Linked DNA regions of Homo sapiens: region 1 is linked to region 2. Evidence: chromatin contacts called from ENCODE Hi-C or POLR2A ChIA-PET data. All regions are on one chromosome and are shown on one strand. The core of a region is the stretch at or near the end of the contact, and the rest is flanking DNA. Distances in the headings are between cores, read along the strand shown. Region 1 holds the start of SIX6 (SIX homeobox 6). Region 2 has its middle 39 kb from the start of DHRS7.

Region 1 (3,549 bases), core at 20-2,519, 300 kb after region 2:
CCCCCTACCAGTTATTTTCTTCAAACTAAACAAACCCCTACCACAGGCCCAGATGAGATCATGGTTTCTTTGACCCAGGCCTCAGAAAATGGTATGATGTGGACTGCCAATTGGGAATCAATAAAAGTTGCCAATTCACTCCACTAGCCCAAAGTCAGAGCCACCAAGCCACTCCTTCCTCACTACAGGAGGGGTCAATAATCAGCGGCTTAGGAAGTGCTTTCTGGGCCCCCGCATTGTCGTGGATGCCCTTCTGTATTGTATTTTTACTGAATTGTTTTTGAGCTAAAATGCCAAGGTTAGAGTTGTTATCCCCAGCTCAAGAGGTATAAGTTCTAACACAAGGTAGGGGCAAAATAAGCCTACAAGGAAAGGAGTTAAGTCGATATTTTAAAAAAGATCTAGGAAATAAGCTTTTAAGTTGCTGTCCTGACCTACCAATGACTTCTCGGCTCTAGATGTGGCTATGCTGCACTTTGTTCAAGTCCATTAAACTGGGGGAGGGGGAGAAAGTATATTTCTCCCCCTTTATTTGGAGGTCCCTACAGCCCACCCTTCTTTTCTTAAAGTGTCTGACTTCGTGGTCTGCATCTGCGTTATCAGACGTGAACATGTCCTTGTTGGCATTTAAAATTATTTTAGTGGGCTTTGAAGGGAGTAAGGCTAGAGTTCAAACTGACCTCTTCTACAGATCCCTGGTCCTGTTCCTGCTGCTCCAGATTTGCTTCCCACTCAGCTGCTTTGGCAACTGGAAAGGGGAAGAGGGAGGCATGCAGAGATGGGTACTTGGGAAAAATGAGAAGATCGCTTCCCCCCACCGGCTTCCTGCTCCCACCGCAAGGTTTGCTGTTTCGTTACAACTAAACTTGCGAATTCTCGGAGCATTTCAGTTTGGCCCAGTCCTCTTTGTCCTCTGGAGACCTCTCGACCGAGACAACGCATCGCCCCAAAGTGAATTCCTGAATTCCTGTGGCATCACTGCCTATTTGGTGGGAAAAAGGGAGGGAGGGGTAGAGCGGGGTGGGGGAGGGAGGAGTAGTGAACGCTGCCGCACTCGCCTCTCTTTTTCTCCCAGACACTCGCATGTCTTTTCAACCTCCAGGTTCTGCAAAATACTGAAGAAAAGTCCAGGAGCTAACGGCGGGCGCTGTCGAGCACGGGGAGGTGCTGAAATAGTCCTGGCGTGCTGATTCAAGCTTTGATTGGCAGAGCCACCCGGTGACTGACAGGGGGTCTCCATGGCGCCCGCGCCGCCAATCCGCCCACCCCAATAGCGGAGCCAGCTCGCCTGCCGGCGTGCCTGAGCCGAGCCGAGCCCGAACCCCAAGCCGCGGAGCCAGCACCTCCTCCAGTCGGGGTCGTCCGCTCCCGGCCGTTGAGCCACCGCCGCCACCCGGTAGTGTGTCCCGCTGCCCCAATCCGCCTCATCAACAAGCGCCTGGCACACTCAGCCAGGCCCGCGGGCATCTGCTGCGTGTCCCGCTCCGGGCTCAGTGCCCTCGCCGCCGCCGGCACTGCCTCGATGTTCCAGCTGCCCATCTTGAATTTCAGCCCCCAGCAAGTGGCCGGGGTATGTGAGACCCTGGAAGAGAGCGGCGATGTGGAGCGCCTGGGTCGCTTCCTCTGGTCGCTGCCCGTGGCCCCTGCGGCCTGCGAGGCCCTCAACAAGAATGAGTCGGTGCTACGCGCACGAGCCATCGTGGCCTTTCACGGTGGCAACTACCGCGAGCTCTATCATATCCTGGAAAACCACAAGTTCACCAAGGAGTCGCACGCCAAGCTGCAGGCGCTGTGGCTTGAAGCACACTACCAGGAGGCTGAGAAGCTGCGTGGAAGACCCCTGGGACCTGTGGACAAGTACCGAGTAAGGAAGAAGTTCCCGCTGCCGCGCACCATTTGGGACGGCGAACAGAAGACACACTGCTTCAAGGAGCGCACGCGGCACCTGCTACGCGAGTGGTACCTGCAGGATCCATACCCTAACCCCAGCAAAAAACGTGAGCTCGCCCAGGCAACCGGACTGACCCCTACGCAGGTGGGCAACTGGTTCAAAAACCGCCGACAAAGGGACCGAGCGGCTGCAGCCAAGAACAGGTCGGTACCTAGAGGCCTCCGCGCTTTGAGCGCACCGGGGAGGAGGCGGGTGGAGGCACCTCTGGCGCCCTTACCCAGTCCCTGGCGACTCCAATTCAGCAGGAGTTGGGAGCGCGGTCTGTCTTGGGTTAAGAGCCCTGCGTTCTGGGCTCCTGGCCGGGAGTTCCCTTGCCGGCTCTGCTTCCCCACCCGCTGGCTCCCCACGCCTGCGGGCAGCTGCAGCAGCTGGTCCCGGTCACCAAACCAAGGCTTCACTGGGACGGAGAGGGGAAGAGAAATAAAAAATTAAAATCCTACAAACAGTTAGGGACCCCAAGACCCAAAGCTAATTCTTGTCAGCCTGGGCACAGGCTCCTACTATTAATCGAAGCCTGGCTTATTAGCAATGTGTCGGTTTCATGTTAATTATCATTTTCAAAGCCCAGGTATATCCCTCCCTAATGCTTTGAAAACAGTTTTCAATGGACTTTTGAGAAATGGGAAGTCGAGTTTTCCTCTTCCCATGCGCTGCCTGCCACTCTTGTCTCAAAACAGCAAACTAGTCCGTGGGCCGAGGCTTTTCGTTTCCCGGAGTGTGGATCTCGATTAGCCAAACATTTTGCGGAAGAGCCCGGCCTCATCCCCCAGGCCCAAATGCTCCTTACAATCCTTTTTGCCTTTAGGTCGGGCCGACCCGATCCAACGCGATCGCGGGAGCACTTGCTCAGGCGTAAGCCCCAGGCAGACGCACCGTTAGAAATGGTATCCCATGTCCCTGGGACCGATCTGTCCTTGTCACCCACACTTCGTTTATTTCCTGACAGTCCTGTAAATCTCCCAAAAGTGCACAACAAACAGGGAGGACACTGCAAGCCCAGTATATAAAAGACCTGGGAGCTGCGGCGCTGAGAAAGGGCGCGAATCATGGTGGGGCACAACAGTAGGGACCCGCGGAGGGGCGGCCGCGGACTCCTGCCCGACCTCTGTCGCCTTGCCGAGTAATCCTCGCCTTAACTGCTGGGGTCTTCGGAAGAACCTCTAGCCGCCGGGCTGGAGGGACGCAGGAGGTGGTGGGGGCGGGCGACGGGCGGCTGTGTTACGAGCTGTGACCCGTGTTCCCTTTCTTCCCCGTAGACTCCAGCAGCAGGTCCTGTCACAGGGTTCCGGGCGGGCACTACGGGCGGAGGGCGACGGCACGCCAGAGGTGCTGGGCGTCGCCACCAGCCCGGCCGCCAGTCTATCCAGCAAGGCGGCCACTTCAGCCATCTCCATCACGTCCAGCGACAGCGAGTGCGACATCTGAGTTGCCCATCCAGGATGCTCAGAAGCAGATTCCAGTGTAAAAACGAGAAAAACAAAATGAAAGAGGGGAAGAAGATGAGAGACCTGCAAATCCAGCGCCACAGAAGCCAGGTGACCAGGGACCCGCGGGCTCGGGTTGCCGTTTCCCGCCCCACCCCGCGGCCGGCCTGGCTT
Region 2 (3,553 bases), core at 774-3,273:
ACACATTGTTTTTAGTGACTGTATATTATTCCTTCATATGGAAAATCCAATCTATTTATCCAATCCTTTGTTTTGTTCTGTTTTTTCCTACTATGAGAAATGTTCAGTATCTTTAAAGATAAGCCTTTGGCTACATTCCCAATTATTTCCCTCTGACAAATTTTAAGAAGTGGAATTACTAGTCAAAGGCTATAAGCATTTTTAAGACTTTTGACACACCACTAAAATACTCTGAAGAAATGTTGTAGCAAAATACACTCCTATTAACAGTACTTGAAAATATCCATTCCCCAAACTCTCACAAATACTGGGGATTATAATTTACTAAAAGTTGTAAATTCATTAAAAGAGATATAGTATCTCATTTTAAGGGAACTGCATTCCTTCAAATATTAATCTAACTGAAATTTCTTATTTTATTTTGGTCATTTAGTATCTTTTGGGAATTTACCTTTCATGTCCTTTACCCATTTCTCTGTTTCAGTGGGCATCATATTTTCTAACTGATTTATAAATGAGCTTTATCAAGTAATGCTCTTGACCCCATATTCAACTTTTCCCCCGTTCTTTAATTTTTTAATATACAGAATTTTAATAATTGTACATATTAAAGTCTATTTAGCTGTTTCTTTATGGCTTCTCCTTTATTTTTAAGTGAAGTCTTTCCTTTCCTTGATAGCTGATTATAGTTATCTTTATACTCTATCCTTACTTTTCATCCTTTCATATTTTTATTTTGTTTTTACATTTAACCTTTATCCGCCTGTAACTTAGTTTGGTATAAATTATAAAAAACAGATTTGATGACTTTTCCAAATGTCTCACCATTTGTCTTACTACTATTTATTGGGTGGCTCAATTTTTCTTCCCAAATTTCAAATGTCAATCTTGCTAGTACTAAATTCATGTGTGTGTTTGGGGTTGCTTTTAGAGGTTTCTATTCTGTTCCATTGTTCTGTTTACTGTTACTACAGTCTCATTTTATTTCACTGATTGTACTGATAGGTGGTATAAAAGATAGTAATGCCTGGAAATGCAAGTCTTCATTTTATCATTGTTCTTTTTAAGTTTTCCTGACTATTCTCACTGGTATGTTTAACATATTTTTTGCTGACTTGAGCATCCAACAAAATATATATGTAGCTGTGACCTATACTTTCATTTCATCAACTGCTAATTGCACAAGGGACATCTATCGGGTGTTTACTTTGTGCCAGGCTCTGTTCTAAATGTTTTATATGCATCAACTCATTCAATGCTAGCAGCAACCCTGTAAGATCGATACCTTTATTGCTCATGTTTTATGAAAGAGGAAACGCAAGCATGGAGAGGCAAGGTTAATTTGCCCAAGGTCACACAGCTGGCGTGTGGCTAAACTAGCCGTTGCATGTAAATAAGACTGCCTGCCCACTCAACCCAGGCAATCTGATTTCAGAGCTCACTGCCTCTCAAACAGTATGGCAGGGGTTAATACTATCTTGATTCTTTGCTTTAAACTGGAGATACTGTAATTTAATAATCGTTTGATATGCCAAAATGACTACAAACACTGTTCAAATCAGCGTTTTACACACATTCTATAGCAATGTAATACTTTTCCTCTTTAAAGTATTGAAGGATGAAATTTTCTTCAAATTATACAATACTACTTAAAGTGTTAAATTCCAATAAAGGAGAAAAAAAAGGCAGCAAACTATTGCCAGAAGAGCCCTGGATTGAGCAACAGGGAAACAAAAGTTCTAGTCCTTGTTGTGTTGCTAATTAGCTTCCTGCCTCCACCCCCACACGGACACATACACCCACCCAAAATATTGTCCTTATTAGTCTGTAACCCTGGCTAAATTACAATATTACAGATTCATTCCTTCAGGTTAACTCTCTTTCTGAGATGTGACTAGCCCTGGTGACGTACTACTTGTCAGAGTATTGATTATTTGCCCTGTTTTGAGATTTTAATTCCTCTTAATCAGGAACATTGCCCTGACAAGATAGGAGTTGTCATGGTTCAACAGGGAGCCAGGAATAGAAAGCAATGTTATTCTGGAGGCTGAAAGGCTGTGAGAGGTATGTGTGGTGAGGGACCACAGCTGACAGAAACAGGCTATGGGGAGTAGCTTGGGTATCTCAGGTGACAGAGAGTGGTGAGAGGGGAAGCTGAGAGGAGGAAGATGGTCCTGTGGAGGGAATGTGGGTAGAGCCTCCTCTACTTGAAGTTTTCCCAGCGCTGGTGCTGGGCGCAGCCAAGGATTCTAAAAGAAGGCCTTCCTCTGGGGATCAGGAAGGGAGAGGGAATATGAAAAGAGTCTGCCCTCTTGACATTGACCCAGAGTCTCCACGAGTCATTGGAAAAGATGCATGAGAAGCTGCATCTAAGGGCATGCAAACATATACACACAACACCATAAAAGGAGAAAGCTTTTTAGGCTTTCTTCAACTCATCAGGCTTGTGAATTTCTTTAATAAAAATCTCGGAACATCATGGCTCTACCAAACCTTTGCCTATTCGTCATTGCCACAGTGATACTGACTTTTGAATTCCAGTACCAGGGGAAAAAGATGTGTGTGTGGTGGGGGGAGGAGGGAAATAGTATCACCTTTTATGTAAATTCTTACTTGCTCATACAAATACTTTCTTTTTTTTTGTTTTATGGGGGTGTGGGTGGAAAAGTTTCAGTGTTTTTGCTGATTATAGAAGCAGTGAATGCTTACTCTAAAAAAAAAAATCAATGACACAAAGAAGAGAAATTCTGTCACCCTACCACATTGTAGTGTGTCTCTTCCAGATTTTTTTTCAAATTGGATCACACTGTTCTGCAATTGGCATTTTAACTTAACATATACAATAACTGTAGCATTCCATCTCATCTATTACTGTCCATAGTATTCCATTATATGTATGTACCATAATTTATTCAACAAACCAAGCTGATAAACATTTAGGTCATGATAATTTTTTATTATATATCATCCTTGTATTAATTGTTCCCAATGTATCATAATTTCCTAAGGGAAGAGGAACTAAATGACACATGTATAAAATTTTACTATACATTTTCCTATTTCTACAGTTTGTTTATATCTTTTTTCATGTCTTTTGCTGGTATCCAGCTCTTTTGTAGAAACCTCTTAAATTTGTCCTTTGTTCTTTGTTCCACTTCACAATTGGTAGAACACGGGTCAATAGGGAGCTCAAAGGTTCTCAAATTTGGGGCATCGTGTAATCTTTAGATCTTAAAGAAATCTTTCTAGGAGTAGCAGACATCAAGCTACTGGCAAATGAAAATTCTATGTGAAAAGACTACCTCAACAAAGGAGTGAAGTTCTATGTCCTCGGTGTTCTGTCATATAATTACATTTTCATTATGATTGTTCTGGTAAAAATGAGTCAGGGAGAAAAGTGTACCGTTTTAGGCTTGATTACCTAGGATCACATGAGAGTACCTGGGAAGGAGTTGCTGAGACCAATGACTACCCTTTGAACCAAACAATATATATGAAGATCAAAGTTTGGGTGTAATCTCTTCCGGGGCCACTTGGCTGCATTTTTCTTCCT

What was found. Hi-C counts contacts between places; a loop is a spot of excess contacts on that map. ChIA-PET counts read pairs that join two places held with the same protein, here RNA polymerase II (POLR2A). Pooled maps may share reads with other maps.
Region 1: a map of breast epithelium shows a loop between it and region 2 (11-fold over the local background). The contact joins the promoter of SIX6 here to the enhancer-like site in region 2. A Hi-C loop is called at or near these places in 1 of 168 maps with a recorded cell type or tissue (breast epithelium) and 8 of 50 pooled maps. POLR2A ChIA-PET finds 5 or more read pairs at or near these places in 1 of 52 experiments (WTC11).

What each region holds. Positions count from the first base shown.
Region 1 is chr14:60,507,877-60,511,425 of GRCh38, forward strand. SIX6 (SIX homeobox 6) reads left to right here and starts at 1,270. Exons shown (of 2, transcript NM_007374.3): 1 at 1,270-2,094; 2 at 3,208-3,549. The coding sequence starts at 1,523. The coding sequence ends at 3,376. It also overlaps a transcript of C14orf39 not described here. RefSeq lists an enhancer at 3,138-3,549.
Region 2 is chr14:60,202,942-60,206,494 of GRCh38, forward strand. No RefSeq gene overlaps it. Among named protein-coding and RNA genes, the nearest start is that of DHRS7, 39 kb to the left of the region's middle. Within about 2 kb of position 2,024, at least 2 of the 41 ENCODE cell types and tissues checked have a DNase peak (open chromatin) inside an H3K27ac peak, as active enhancers do.